2 separate regions of the Homo sapiens genome follow, and region 1 is linked to region 2. The links are chromatin contacts, found by Hi-C or POLR2A ChIA-PET in ENCODE. All regions are on one chromosome and are shown on one strand. The core of a region is the stretch at or near the end of the contact, and the rest is flanking DNA. Distances in the headings are between cores, read along the strand shown.

Region 1 (7,836 bases), core at 3,903-6,402, 37 kb after region 2:
TTGGTGTACACCCCTTGTGATATTTGGAGAAATATCATAATCTCCCCAACCTGGATATTAGGAACAATATCACAGAGGGGAGGACACCCCCTGGAATATTCACAGTAACATCATCGTTTCCTTTCCTGGATATTGGGAATAATATTATCCTCTCCACCCTGGATATTAGGAACAATATCACAAGAGGGGTGTACACCCTTTGAGATTTTGGGGGTAATATCATCCTCTCCCACCCTGGATATTAGGAACAATATCACAGGGAGGGTGTACATCCCTCTGAGATATTAAGAATAATATCGTCCTTTCCCCCATGGGTATTAGGAACAATATCACGACAGGTGTGTACACCTATTGTGATACTGGGAATAATACTATTTCACCCCCCCCCGATGTTGGGAACAATATCACGGGAGGGGGCTGTACAGCCCCTGTGATATTGGGAGTAATATCATCCTTTCATTTCTTGGATATTAGAAACAATATCACGGGGGGGGCACACTCCCTTCAATATTAAGGGCAATATCACTCTCTTTCTTCCTGAATGTTAGGAAAAATATTACAGGGGAATGTACACCTCTTGCAATATTTGGAGTAATATCTCCTCTCCTTTTCTGGATATTAGGAACTATATCAAGGGGGGGTGTACACCTTCTGCAATAGTGGTGGTAATGTCATCTTCTTTTTCCCTGGATATTAGCAACAATATAACAAGGAAGGTGTACACCCCCTGCGATGTTGAAAGTAATATTATCCTCTCCTTTTCTAGATATTATGAACAATATTACAGGGAAGGTGTACATCCCCTGCGACATTGGGAGTAATATCATCCTCTCCCATCCTGGATATTAGGAACAATATCACAGGTGGGGTGTAGACCTCATGCAATATTGGGAGTAATATCATCCTCTCCCTCTGGATATTATGAGGAATATCACAGAGGGTTTACCTACAGGGTGTTTAAGATATTGAGAGTAATATCATCCCCTCCCTAACTGGATCTTTTGAACAATATCACAGAAGGGTGTACACTTCCTGTGACATTGGGAGTAATATTATTCTTCCTCTTATGGATATTACAAATAATATCACAGGTTGGTGTACAGTCTTTGCGATATTGGGAGTAATATCATTCTCTCCCCCCCGGATATTATGAACAATATTACAGTGGGGTGTACACCCCCTGTGATGCTAAAAGTGATATCATCCTATCCCCTCCTGGGTGTTAGGAACATTGTCACAGAGGGGGCACAACCCCTGAGATATTAGGAGTAATATAATTCTCTCCCACACGGATATTACAAAAAATATCACAGAGGCTGTACACACAGGGTGTTTAGAATATTGAGAATAATGTCATCTTCTCCCTCCCTGGATATTACAATGAAGAGATAACATCCATTACTGCTGCTACAGTGGAGGTACAACTGATGGTGTTTGCATTAGTTTCCTGCCATCTGCCATCATCCTTCTGGATTTTGAAGATACCAGACTGGTGAATTCCGTGAAAGAGATGAGTGGACCAACACTCGTCTCGCAGAAGTTGGCAAGGAATACATCAATTTCCTGACCCTTGCCCTTAGGCCATTACTCTAACAGGGGTCATGGTGATGTTTCCAACCATGGGTTTTATGCCAGCAAGACCTTCATGGCCAACAGCTTCTGAAAGATAACAATACTCACCTTTGTTCAGTGCTCAGTTACCTAAGCAAATGATTGTAGGTCTTTTCCAAGGGAAGCTGGAGAATCCCAAAGTTGTATACTTCCCTTGGTTTTGCATGAACCTGCCTCATGAGAACCCAGTCTCTTTTTGAATTAGACCTTCTTATGTGAGAACTGTCTCAGGTTTTAACTGGATGAAGGATGATGACTTTATATGAGGGCTGCTGACATCTGTTTCTGTTCCTCTTGATGATTTCTATTTCCTGTTACTGAAGGGACTCACTTGTCTGCCATTTATATCTGTTGTCCCTAATGAAACATACTCTAAGAGGTAAGTGCTAGATATTGCAAAGCAGTCCTCCCCTGATGCACTCTGGCACTGGTGCCAGCTCCTTATGCCCACCTTGCATTGATGGCAAAGTGCTGGCCTCTGCCATTCCCACATCTTCTCACCACTTTGTTGCTATGAATGGAGCCCATCTCTGTAACAGTGTGGCCTGCTTTAATGTCTGACCCATGAAGAATGTCCAGCACTTGATCTTAGCCATGCTGGTGTCCCTCTCACTGGGGCAGTGGTCATGGGCAGCCTTTTTTTTTTTTTTTTTTTTTTTTGAGACGATGTTTTGGTATTGTTGCCCATGCTGGAGTGTAGCAGTGCGACTGGGGCTCACCGCCACCTCCGCCTCCCAGGTTCAAGCAATTCTCATGCCTCAGCCTCTGGAGTAGCTGTGATTACAGGCGTCTGGCACAACACCCATCTAATTTTTTGTGTTTTTAGTAGAGGCAGGGTTTCACCATGTTGGCGAGGCTGGTCTCAAACTCCTGACCTCAGGGGATTCACCCACCTTGGCTTCCCAAAGTGCTGGGATTACAGGCATGAGCCACCCTGCCTGGCCATCATGGGCAGTCTTAAGGATGATAGTCAGCTCCTGGTTCTTCTTCTATAGTAGACCCAGTCCAAGATGCCCACTGATCGAGTTTGGATCTGTGTCCCCACCCACATCTCATGTGTAATTGTAATCCCCAATGGTGGAGGTGGTCCTGGTTGGGCCGGTGAGAATTGAGTGGATCATATGGGTGGATATTTCATGAATAATTTAGCACCATCCTCTAGGTGCTGTCTGGTGATAGAGTTCTAAAAAGATCTGATTGTTCAAAAGTGTGCAGCACCTCTCCTACCACTAGCTCCAGCTCTGGCCATGGAGGATGAGCCTGATTCCCTTGTGCTTTTTGCCATGACTCTAAGTTTTCTGACGCCTCCCCAGAAGTTGAGCTGATGGCCAGCATCATCCTTTTTGTACAGCCTGTGGAACCATGAGCCAATTAAACCTGAGTTTTTATAATTAATTACCCAGTCTCAGGTAATTCTTTATAGTAATGCATGAAAAGACTAATACATGTACTTCTGAACCATGTTATTCTTTACCCCAAAGCTATACATCCTTGCAATTCTGTGCTGATCCTAACCACCTGCAGTGAGCCCACACTCCTCAGGTTCTGGGCAAATTTTTCCACCAGCCTAACCTCACATCCAATGCTAGCCCCAGTTTTGCGATCTCAGGCCACTCACACTAATCTAAAACTTGCTGCAAATTCAAAAGGTCCCATCACTCTCAGGATGACTATTCAGATAGCAACACTCATGGAACTAAAAAAAATCACTGGGGTGGGGATCACATCCCGGCATTTATAGAGTGACTACATCCCAGACATGTGAAGAAAACTGAGGAGGGAACCCCAAGGGCTTGAAAGACCTTGCCGAGTGTGGAGCCCTGAAGTGCACATACCACTCGGTTGTCCCCCAGGGGCCTGGGAACCTTGCCAAGTGCGGGGTCTCTAGAGCAGAATCCACACCGCTGGGGAGGTGGATTTCAGGCCAGAAACCTTCAGGGACCTGGAGTCCCAACACATGCTAAAAACAGGGGTAGGGGCACAGATATGAAAGATTTTGGAGTATTTGGAGCCCAGAAGAGAAAACTGAAGGTGGCAGCGTGGAGCGCTCAGAAGATGGCGGAGACCATGGAGCCCAAAAAATCCAGAAAAAGAGGCGGGGACAGGGGATGGACCTCAGAAGCATTCAGAACGCACAGGGCCCCCTCCAAGGTCGCTTTCACACTGCCAAGGCTTCCTCTGCAGCTGCAGAGCTGCACTTTTCCTCTGTCCCAACAAAAATATGTCCCTTGAAGGTCTCATCTCCCATGGACTGGATCTGGATCTGGGCCTCATTTATCCAGGGGCCTCAGTCCTCAAGGAGGCCATTGTCACTCTGCTTCCCGATAAAGTCCTCTTAAGTTAGTAAATGCCCCTCAAGGGACCCATGGTTTGTCCTTATTCCTCCCTGAGTCTTCTCCTTCTGAGGGAGGAAGTTTTCAAACACCCCCAGGATTTACTGCCAGAATTTCACCCTCTGAAACCTCCTCCTTCCCTAGATCCAGTCCAGCTCCTCATCCTCAGCCCCCCAGACCCCATGGAGGTGTCCCATGCAATGGGTTTTTTCTAGATTGACAGCCTCCCCTCCTCAGCGTACAACTCAGAGACTCACCCTGTTCTGAGCAGCGAGCCACCGCATAAGCAGACATGAGACCTCACTCCAGCCAAATAACACTTTATTTTTGTAGTTTCAATGCTTTTCTTCCCCGAGGAAAGGGAGGAGCTCAGGAGAACAGTGTCATCAAAATTTCCTGGTGGTTGTTTAATCACAGCAGCAGAGTAGGTCAGGAAACTCTTCCAGATTACCCTCTTCCTCCTGAAATTAAAGGAAACATGCACGACTCATGAACTGATAAGGTTTCCCAACAATTGTGCGAATATCCTGCTGGATTTATGAGCTGAAAGTAAACCTGAATGACTTGTGCTGCTTGTCCAGGCATTATCTTCTTCAGGAAATATGAGATGTTGTTTGGAAGCATTTCAGAAGCAAGGGAAGCTGCTTTGTTGAATACATAGATGAGCATCTTCTTGATTAGAAACTTCAACCCAGCGATTAAGGGTCTCGTTACTAGTTTTGAGACATATGTCATTAATTGGTCGGCAAACCATTTTTTTATCACATCCATCAGAAAATCGACCACTTTCTCCACTAGCATTTCCATGGCCATGTTCATTATAAGTGAAGTAAATGAGCTCACAAAAAGTGTAATGAGTGTTCTGTCGGTTTCACGTAAAGATATATAATGGTATCGTCCCTGGAGAGCGTGGCCATTTTATGGGAGGTGACGTGGAGGGGGCGGGCCAAGATGGCCAATTAGAAGAGGCTGCCTTCCACTGAATTAAAGTCTCAGTGAATTTCACGATAAGCACGTGAACTGAAATATTCAGGTTCTCACATTGGGACTGACTAGGCAAACAACTTGACCCAGGAGAACAAAGAAAACAGGGGTGGGTGATGAACCACGCTATATTGGAACAGAGCCAAAGGAACCTTCTTGCACAGCCAAGAGAAGCCATGAGTGTGTGACCCCGCCCCAGAAACCATTTTTCTCCCTTGGATCTTTGCAACCAAGAAATCAGGAGATCCTCCCATGGGCTGAGTCACGGCGGCCTTGGGCCTAGTACACAGGGCTGTGTGGAGTGTTGGCAGAGCAGCTGCTCAGACACAGACCGAGACCCAGGAGGTTTACACAATCTAGCCTTGAGAAACCAGGAAAGGTGGGAGTTCCGTTGGTACATTCCCCCAGTAAGGGGGCTGAATTCAGGTGTTATACGAGTTGTTAAGAAATTATTTTGGGCAGACAGGGAGGAAAAGGGGTCCTTGGGAAGTTTTGTTTCTTCTTAAAGCAGCTCCAGAAATGAGTCTTGTCTAGCAGGAAAGCCCCGGCTTTTAGAGTTCTCCGGTAACCTTGATCTGCAGATGCCGGCCATTAGAAACTGGGTCCACCCAAACATAGCGATTCCCGCCCTCTTCTGGCCCTTGTCCCCACCTGTGCCTGGCGATATGGCCACCCCCATATATCCCCATGAGTGTAGGAAATCAGGGTGTCCGGCACGTGCATATTCAAAGGCTAGGTGGGAGGGCCAGTTTTTCCGTGGGCCACATAAATGACATGCCTGGTCGAACCAATCGCCTGAACCCTATGCAAATCAGACACCACCCCCTCCAGTTTCTTCATATAACTCATTGGTATCCACAGCACTCCGGGTTTCCTCTTTTGGCTTTGGAGCCCCCCTCCCTCTGTCTCAGTATGGGGAGCTCTTCCTTCGTTCTTGCCTATTAAACTGCACGCCATAAAACCACTGTACATGTGTTTGTGTCATTTTCTCCAATTCTGTGTGAGACATGAGCCCTGGTGTTCCTCCACTCATCACAGCCATATCACAGGGAGCCAGACAGCCTCATCCTGTGGTCCCCATCATCACAGCACTTCTCAAGTCCCACGGGCTTGGAATACCAGCCAAGCAGTGGCAAGATAGCAAGCCAAGTGCCTGAGACTACCGAGTTCTGGGTGGTTGGGGCGGCCACCGTCTCTGTTTCCGTAGACTCAGACAATCTAGCCTTCGGGCTCCAGGGAGGGCAGCTGGTCTGGAGCAGGAGGGGTCCCCCACAAGGCAGCACTGCTGCTGTGCCTGATAGTGGCCAGACTGTTTCTTTAAATTTGACCTTGATTCATCCCTCCTCACTGGGAAGGTCCTCCCTGTTGGAATTTCAGGAACTCCAGCCAGGGTTATAGGGTTGGTGGGAAGCCTGATCTCTTTCTGGGTTGGAGGTCCTCCGGGGATGGGCGGCTGCCATCTTTGTAATTGTGGACTCAACCTTTTCAGCTGAAGCAAATGAACAAAGCTGGGAGCATCACATTTCCTAACTCTAAAATATATTACACAGCCATAGTCACCAATACAGCATGGTACAGGTATAAATGTGGACACACAGATTGATGTAACAGACGAGAGAATCCAAAATGAAAGCCACACATTCATAGGCAACTGATCTTTGACAAAGCTGACAAGAATATACACTAGGGAAAGCACACCCTTTTCAATAATTGGTACTGGGACAGTTGCATTGTCATATGCGGAAGAATAAATCTGAACTCCTATTTCTTACCATGTTTACAAAAATCAATTTAAAGTGAATTATAGACTGAAATGTATGTACTGAAATGGTCAAAATATCAGAAGAAACTTAGGGAAAACTCTTCTGGTCATTGTCCAGTAAAGAGTTCACGAGTAAGACTTCAAAAGTACAGGCAACAAAACCAAAAAGAGACCAATGTAAATTTAAACCAAACTAAAAATTTTAATTAAATTAAAAAGCCATACACCATTTTTCTATCTCATCCCTAAGAAAATGGACCACGTCATCCACTAGCATTTCCATGGCACCTTCATTATAGGCGAAGTAAGTGAGCCCATGATAAGTGTAATGAGCCTTCTGTTTATTTCAGGCGAAGTTAAGTAATGGATATTCCTGGAGTGGTGTGGATTTTACAGAAAGTGACGTGAAGTGGGCAGGCCAAGATGCCCAATGAGAAGCAGCTGTCTTCCCCTGAATGAAAAGCACGGTGAATTCAGCACCTTGAACTGAAGTATCCAGGTTCCTACATTGGGACTGATTAGGCAAATGACTTGACCCAGGAGAAGAAACAAAGGGGGTGGGTGATGGTGCACCCAGTATCAGCACAGAGCCAAAGAAACCTTCACCTACAGCCAAGAGAAGCAGTAGTGAATGCACAACCCCTACCCACAAACCATGTTTCTCCCATGCATCTTTGCCACGCATGGATCAGAAGATCCTCCCATTAGCTCATGCCATAAGGGTCTTGGGTCAGATACACAGAGCCGTGTCGAATGTTGCCAGAGCACTCGCTCAGACACTCACAGAGACTCAGGAGTTTTATATACTTGGAAAGCTGGGCAAGGCGGGAGTTCCATCTGTACATTCCCTTAGAAAAGGGGCTGAATCCAGGGAGCCAAGCAGCCTCATTCCGTGGGCCCCACTTCCACAGCACCTCTCAAGTTAAGACCCACTGGCTTGGAATAGCAGCCAACCAGTGGCAATCGGCTGGAGACTGCCTGAGACTACAGTTTTCTGGGGAGGTGAGGGCGGCCTCCATTTCTGTGTTTCCATGGACTCAGACATTCTAGCCTGCAGGCTCCAGGGAATCCAGGTGGTCTGGTCCCCCACAAGGCAGCACAGCTGCTGTGCCTGATTGTGGCCAGACAGATTCCTTAAGTAGGACC
Region 2 (7,719 bases), core at 3,198-5,697:
TTGACCTCTTAATTTTCCACAGATTTGCCCCTTAATTACCCAATTCTTCTGCTGGGGTCTTCCCAAATGACTTCTTTCTTTCCCCAGAATATAATCTTAAAAACTTATCTCCAAACCTCAAGGAGAGGGTGCTCTGAGCAATCCCTAAAACCAACCAAGCTTGTCCAACCCGCCGCCTGCATGCAGCCCAACACAAACATGCAAACTTTCTTAAAACATTAGGAGGATATTTTTGTGATTTTTTTTTTTTTTTTTTTGGCTCATCAGTTATGGTTAGTGTATTTTATGTGTGGCCCAAGACAATTCTTCTTCTTCGAACAGCGTGGCCCAGGGAAGCCAAAAGATTGGACACCCCTGAACCGAGAAGGGTATAAAAAGCATGAGCTTTGAAGAGGAGAGTAAGAAAGTCGAGGGGTGTGGCCAATGGGAAGAAGCCCCCAAACTCTTCAATTTTGCTTTCAAGGTCTCCTCTTAATCTACCCCAATTTCTCTTTGCTTTAACCAAATTCTTTTTTTTTTTCAAATTATCTCGATAATTTTACCCAAACCCTTATTTTCCTCAAAAGTTTAAAGCTGCCAACCTCTTTAATTTTCCCTAAATTCATTCCTTGATTTTAAATCCTCTGAAAGAATATCTCAAATTCTCCTCTTAATTTCACCCAGATCATGCCCTTAGAACCTCCAAATTGACCTCTTGGTTCCCCCACCCATCATGCTTTTGAGTTTTCTGTAAAAATTCGTCAATCTCCCACTAACTTTCCTTACATTCATCCTTCGGTCTTCTAAGACCAAATCCCACATCCTCGAACAATCCCTTCCAAGCTCTCTTATCCTACAGGCCCCACCCTTGCCTGTCCATTAGCTCCTTGTGTCATCCCTCCCTCTGATTGGTTAGTCGCGTCGCTCTTCGGCAGCCACTCCCTCATCCCCATTGGATACTCTCAGCCAAGTCCCTGCCTCCTCTCGCTCGCTAAAGCGTCTCCTCCGCCTGCGACCCTCACAGATCCTTCCTGGCCCCCACTAGCCACAGGTTTGCACTCCCAGTACGGGGCTTGCCAGGCTTAGCCTGCTGCCTCACGGCTTTCTGCTCTCGTGGCCGCCAACAGAGGCCCTGAATGCGGAGGCTGTAGAGCGGACTTCAAATTTGGGGCTCTAGGAACTCCGGTCACTTACCGCCCAGGGAGCCGCCATCTTGCTAAGGTTTCGTAACCGGAAGGGGCCGGTCTTATCCCACGCTCCTGGTTCAGCGCGAACTTATTCTCCTGTGGCCACGCCCCGCGTTTTCTAACCGTCCTCTTAAAGGTGCACGCACTTTTTACTCTTAAAGGGTTTAGGGATTGCTCACAGCGCCCTCTCCCTGAGCTTCAAAACGAGACACAGGTCGGGCTCACGCACCTGTGAACCCAGCACTTTGTGGAGGCCGAGGCGAAAGCATCGCTTGAAGCCAGGAGTTCGAGACCAGCCTGGGCAACATAGGGGAGCCTTTATCTCCACAAAGAAATAGGGCAACCTTATATCCACAAAAAATAAAATGTTAGCCGGGCGTGGTGGTGCACGCCTGTGGTCCCAGCTACTCACGAGGCTGAGGCGGGGGGATCACTTGAGCCGGGGAGGTCGAAGTTGCAGTGAGCTGTGATTGCGCCACTGCACTCCAGCCTGGGTGACAGAGCGAGACGCTGTCTCTTAAAACAAAAAATTGAAAAACAAAACAAACCCCAGGACTCCACAATCTTTCCCTAGGAGAAGATGGGGTGTTCTTCCCGGCAGAGTACCTTTCTTTCCTGACTGCAATTGCAGTCTCCCCAAGCTTTCTTATTCTTCCAGCTTCCACTCACTACCTCCTAAAAACAGGGAATGAGGGGGCTGAAAAGCTGACCACGTCATTTTTAAAAATTAGGGTCAGGTAAGAGAGTGGGTGAAGAGGTTAGATGTCAAGGTTAGAGACTGAGGTGAGATCTCAAGACCAGTTTGGAGTTGAAAGCTAGATCGCAGCATGAAGAGCCATTGTGAAGTCTTGTGGATAGAATTATTCATTCATTAGTTCCAAGAATATTTACTGAGCACCTACCACGTGATGGCAGGCACTGTTCTAGATGCCGAGGTTACCATGGTGAGCAGGACAGACCCAGTCCCTCTCTCAGGAAGTCAACATTCTGGGCTGGGAGAGGATGGATGTGGGAGAGGATGAATAAGAAACAAAGGAATCAGCAAGGCAATTTTGATGAGAAGCAGATAAAAAAAAGTGACTGGGTGTAGGGCCATCAGCAAAGGCCTCTCTGAAGAGGTGACATTGAAGTAGAAGTGAATGATAAGGAAAGAGCCATTCAAAGATCTAGGGGAAAAGCGCTGCAGGGAGAGGTAGCCTCTAGAGCAGAGAGGCCTTGAGGTGGGAACCAGCTTGCAGACAGAGATAGGAGACTGGGTTGAGAGGTGGGCAGGGGCTGACGGTGCAGGCCTGGTAGGGTTTTATTCTATTCACAGTGGGAAGAAGGGAGTGTCAAAATCGGATTTACATTTTGTAAAGATTATTTCTGCCAGGTGGAGAATGTACCTTAGAGCAGCGGTCCCTAACCGTTTTGTTACCAGGGACTGGTTTCGTGGAGGACAATTTTTCCATAGACTGGGGGTCGGGGGTGGGGTGGGGATGGTTTTGGGATGAAACTGTTCCACCTGAGATCATCAGGCATTAGATTCTCATAAGGAGCAGGCAACCTAGATCCCCCGCACGCACAGTTCACAATAGGGTTTGCCTCCTATGAGAATCTAATGCCACTGCTGATGTGACAGGAGGCGGAGCTCAGGCGGTAATGCTCACTTACCCGCTGCTCATCTCTTGCTGTGCGGCCCAGTTCCTAGCAGGCGAGGGGCTGGTACTGGTCCTTGGCCCAGGGACTGGGGACCCTTGCCTTAGAGGGCAAGGGTGGATGCAGGGGACCAGTAAAAGAGGCTGCTGTAGCAGTCTAGGCAAGAGATGAATGGGGATGGGGCAGAGGGAATGGTGAGAAGTGCTCAAATCCTGGGCCTGTTTTGAAGGTTAAGCCAACAGATTGAGAAACTAAAAGCAGACGGGCGTGGCTGTGCACGTGAGGAAACTGGAAGGGCAGCAGGTTTAGGAAGGTGGGTGTGGCAGCTGAATAACGAACCCTCTCCCCATACCTGTGAATCCCTGGGCACTGTGACTATGTTACTTTCTATGGTAAAAGGGACTTGGGGCTGGGCGCGTTGGCTCACGCCTGTAATCCCAGCACTTTGGGAGGCCGAGGTGGGCAGATCACCTGAGGTCAGGGGTTTGAGACCAGCCTGGCTAACATGGTGAAACCCCGTCTCCACTAAACATACAAAAATTCGCCAGGTGTGGTGGCGTGCACCTGTAACCCCAGCTGTTCAGGAGGCTGAGGCAGGGGAATCGCTTGAACCCGGGAGGCGGAGGTTGCAGTGAGCCAAGATTGCACCACTGCAGTCCAGCCTGGATGACAGAGCGAGACTCTGTCTCAAAAAACAAAATACATATATATATATATTGTTCATTTGTTTATTTTAAGATGGAGTCTTGCTCTGTCGCCAGGCTGGAATGCAGTGGCGTGATCTTGGCTTACTGCAACCTCCACCTCCTGGGTTCACACCATTCTCCTGCCTCAGCCTCCCGAGTAGCTGGGACTACAGGCACGCGGCAGCATGCCCGGCTAATTTTTTGTGTTTTACTAGAGACGGGGTTTCACCATGTGGCCAGGATGGTCTTGATCTCCTGACCTCGTGATCTACCATTATATATATGTATATATATGCACCTTGGGTCTGAAGGAAGGGTCCAAGGCCGAGAGAGGCCTGCAGTGCTTCCCAGACTTTTCCACAGCAGAAGCCCTCACCCTCAACAGGGATAATATACCCATAGGCAAGTCCAGGGTCAGCAGAATTGGCTGCTTGGCCCTAGGCCAGCAGCCTGGACACAGGCACTCCAGCTAAGGGATTGCTGTCTTGGTGCCCCTGGGAGCCATTCCTGCCCCCAAAGGCACACTGGTGGGAAAGCCCTAGGATGACCCGTGCCAAGAGGACAAGCAAGGACCAAGCTATGGGCAAGCCAGAGGTCAAATGGAGGCTGAGGAGAGGCTGGAGAAGTGGTGGTGGGGGGCAGGTGGAAGGACAGAGGGTGCCAGGCATCTACAGACACTGAGCGCCCCTGAGGGGTCAGGCCTGAGACAGGCAGGGAAGGGTGGAGTTAGACCTCTGCAAGAGGCTATGTTTGAACCCTGTGAGCAGAGTTGAGGTTAGACTTCAGAAGGAAAAAGAAAAGCACAAGGCCAGCTGATTCTCTCTGAAGAGTGGACTTTGGGATACCTTTCCCAGGAACCCCCATCCCACTCCCTCTGCCCTTTACTCTCCACCACGCACACAGCTCCCCAGGGGACCAGGCCACCCTGGACCTTGCTACTTCCTGCTCCTTGCAGCCATAGCTCAGAGACGATGGAACTGTGGAGGCAGCTGAATCAGGCTGGACTGGTGCCTCCGGGGCTGGGCCCACCCCCCCAGGCCCTGAGGGAGGTCTCCCCAGTGGAAATCCCTGGTCAGACCCTCAGGACTGCAGGGGCAGACACTGGAGGTGCCTGCGATAGTCTGCTGTGGATCAGGGAGGAGCTGGTGAGTGAGGGGTTTGGAAGGGAAAGAGAAAGAGAGGAAATGAGAATGAATGGAAATGAACAAAAATAGAGAAGGCCAGAGATCGAAAAACAGAATCTGAGAGATAGAAGCAGAGACATGAGAGGCATGTACAGACACCGAGAGACAGACATAGAGTGAGGGACGGGAACAGAGGTGGGGACAGGGAGATCCCAAAAGAGAGGGACAGAGGTGGGAAGCAGAGACGGAGAGCAGGAACAGAGATGGAGAGACAGACTGAATTTGAGAAAGTTGGGGAGGGCAGAGAGAGGGCAAGCGAGAGAAAGAGAGCCAAAGGCAGGGGCAGAGAAATGGCAACACATAAAGACAGAGAGACAGGGGCATGGAAAGACAAAAAATAAATGGGGACAGAGACAAAGGGAAACAGGGACAGATATAGATAAGAGAGGGAGGAGACAGAGAGAGAGAAGTCAGGGACAATGAAATGGAGAGACAAAGAGAAGAGTTAGAGATCAAGAGACACTCTGAGAAGCAGGAAGGCAGTTAGGGTCCATGGGCACAGTGAGGACCCTGCCCAGGCGCTGTGGCCAGGACATGAGTTGGGACCTGCTCTCACCCAGGTCCTGGAGAGACCCCTTGCTCTCTGGGGTGGCATCCCTGTGACGTCCCCTTCCTACTGGCAGGGGAACCTGCGCCGAGTGGATGTCCAGCTGCTGGGACAGCTGTGCAGCCTGGGGCTGGAGATGGGGGCGCTGCGGGAGGAACTGGTCACCATATTGGAGGAGGAGGAGGAGAGCAGCAAGGAAGAGGAGGAGGATCAAGAGCCCCAGAGGAAGCAGGAGGAGGAACACCTGGAGGCCTGCCCAGCCCCACATCCACCTGACTTTGAGATGATGATCTGAGGCTCTGCCAGTGGATTTAGATTGACATACAAATGAGATGCAAATGTATGTAAAGGAGAAGGGAGATTTGCAGGTCAAAGCAGATGTGGAATCAAGTATACCCCTTTAGTAAGTGCTTTCTCTGAAGGTGCCTGCAATGATATTTAGGCATTGGCCTGTGAGCTATGGGTGTGTTTGCAGATGACATGAGGATGTGTTTGGAGGTGATGTGGGAGGTTGTAGAGAAGTTGCAGGTGCTTTCGCAGATGAGCCTCAGGTGTGCTGCTGAGATGGGGATCTCTGCAAATATGCTGGTGATGCATACAGATGCGATTTCAGATCAACGCTGTCCAGTATGGTAGCCACCGGACACACATGGTTATTTAGTGCTTGAAACATGGGGACTGCAAATTGAGATGTGCTGTGAGTGTAAAATACACACCAAATATTAAAGGCTTAGTATGATGAAAAGAACATAAGACATCTCAATAATTTTTAGATTACTTATTGAAATAATAATATTTTGAGCATATCAGTATTAGTAAAAATATTACTAAAATTATTTTCACCTGTTTCTAAATTTTGTTTGTGTGTATTGTTCCCCTCCCTGTGTCCATATGTTCTCATTCTTTTTTTTTTTTTTTTGAGACGGAGTCTCACTCTGTTGCCCAGGCTGGAGTGCAGTGGCGTGATCTCGGCTCATTGCAACCTCCATCTCCTGGGTTCAAGCCATTCTCCTGCCTCAGCCTCCTGAGTAGCTGGGATTACAGGCTCACGCCACCACACGGAACTAATTTTTGTATTTTTAGTAGAGACGGGGTTTCACCATATTGGTCAGGCTGGTCTCGAACTTCTGACCTCGTGATCCACTCGCCTCAGCTTCCCAAAGTGCTGGGATTACAGGCATGAGCCACCTCGCCCAGCCTCATTGTTGTGTTACAAAGCACTTTCTGTTGGAAGTGAGAGTCTTTTCAGAGAAGTGAAATGTTGACAGAGGAGGTGCTGATTCCTTTCCACGGGAGTTTTCTCCTTAAAAATAAGCCGCTTCCACTTTGGGAGGCCGAGGCTGGGAAATCACTTGAGGTCAGGAGTTTCAGACCAGCCTGGCCAACATGGTGAAACCCTGTCTCTACTAAAAATACAAAAATTAGCTGGGTGTGGTGGCACGCGCCTGTAATCCCAGCTACTGGGGAGGCTGCGGCACAAGAATCACTTGAACCCGGGAGGCGGAGGCTGCAGTGAGCTGAGATCACGCCACTGCACTCCAACCTGGGAGACAGAGAGATACTCTATCTCAAAAACAATAACAACGAAAAACCAAGCTGCTTCGTTTTGTCCAGTGGAGACCCCAGGATTAGGGTGGGGTACAGGACTGGGGTTTAGGGGTTCAGGCTCCATCCCCAGCCTGGTCCTCATTAGCTAACCTGAGCCAGGTCTGCAGCTGGTGTCAGTGCTGCTGTTTGGGGGTTGGGGAGAACGTTGAAGTCACGCCTAGCAGCCAGGGAAGGGGGAAGGACACCCCACAAAGCATGCAAGCGGCAGGGCATTCTCTCTCTGTCTTGGCACTCTAGACAGAGGCCCGGGGAGTCTGGGGGTCTCTTGGCAGCTACATCTAGACAGTAGGGGTCATGGGGAATGAGGATGTTGGATGCCATGGCCCCAGGGTCTGGGTCATGCTTCACAAGTGCCAGGGTCCTCTGTCTCTTGGGGAGAAAGAGATGAGGGGGGTACAAGTGAGAGGCTGGTGGGGCGACTTGTAACAGGTGCTCACTATTCAAGAACAGCATGAGGCCGGGCGCGATGGCTCACGCCTGTAATCCCAGCACTTTGGGAGGCCGAGGCGGGCGGATCACGAGGTCAGGAGATCGAGACCATCCTGACTAACACGGTGAAACCCCGTCTCAACTAAAAATACAAAAAATTAGCCGGGTGTGGTGGCAGGCTCCTGTAGTCCCAGCTACTCGGGAGGCTGAGGCAGGAGAATGGAGTGAACCCTGGAGGTGGAGCTTGCAGTGAGCCGAGATCGCGCCACTGCACTCCAGCCTGGGCAACAGAGCGAGACTCTGTCTCAAAAAAAAAAAAAAAAAAAAAAAAAAGGACAGCTTGGAGGATGGACTCGATGTTTAAGGGGAGTTGCCCTAATCCTATGGCCTGGGCCACAGAGGTGAAATCTATGGAAGAGAGTGGGAGTTTGGGTGAAGGGGCCAGCCTCACCCGTACTGTC

The links. Hi-C counts contacts between places; a loop is a spot of excess contacts on that map. ChIA-PET counts read pairs that join two places held with the same protein, here RNA polymerase II (POLR2A). Pooled maps may share reads with other maps.
Region 1: a loop to region 2 is called in a map of heart right ventricle, with 2.6 times the contacts of the local background. The contact joins the enhancer-like site here to the promoter of ERICH4 in region 2. A Hi-C loop is called at or near these places in 6 of 168 maps with a recorded cell type or tissue (HepG2, Right ventricle myocardium inferior, cardiac septum and 3 more), 1 of 37 single-sample maps with no recorded cell type and 8 of 50 pooled maps. POLR2A ChIA-PET finds 5 or more read pairs at or near these places in 5 of 52 experiments (A549, GM12878, HEK293 and 2 more).

What each region holds. Positions count from the first base shown.
Region 1 is chr19:41,474,880-41,482,715 of GRCh38, forward strand. It overlaps PCAT19 (prostate cancer associated transcript 19), which reads right to left. Exons shown (of 3, transcript NR_136334.1): 2 at 4,202-4,405. Among named protein-coding and RNA genes, the nearest start is that of PCAT19, 22 kb to the right of the region's middle. Within about 2 kb of position 5,153, at least 12 of the 41 ENCODE cell types and tissues checked have a DNase peak (open chromatin) inside an H3K27ac peak, as active enhancers do; they include endothelial cell of umbilical vein, heart left ventricle and heart right ventricle, where a contact is called at or near this core.
Region 2 is chr19:41,438,709-41,446,427 of GRCh38, forward strand. ERICH4 (glutamate rich 4) reads left to right here and starts at 4,448. Exons shown (of 2, transcript NM_001130514.3): 1 at 4,448-4,635; 2 at 5,298-6,057. The coding sequence starts at 4,462. The coding sequence ends at 5,516. It overlaps DMAC2 (distal membrane arm assembly component 2), which reads right to left and starts at 1,204. Exons shown (of 6, transcript NM_018035.3): 1 at 1,174-1,204. The coding sequence starts at 1,191. RefSeq lists an enhancer at 939-1,108.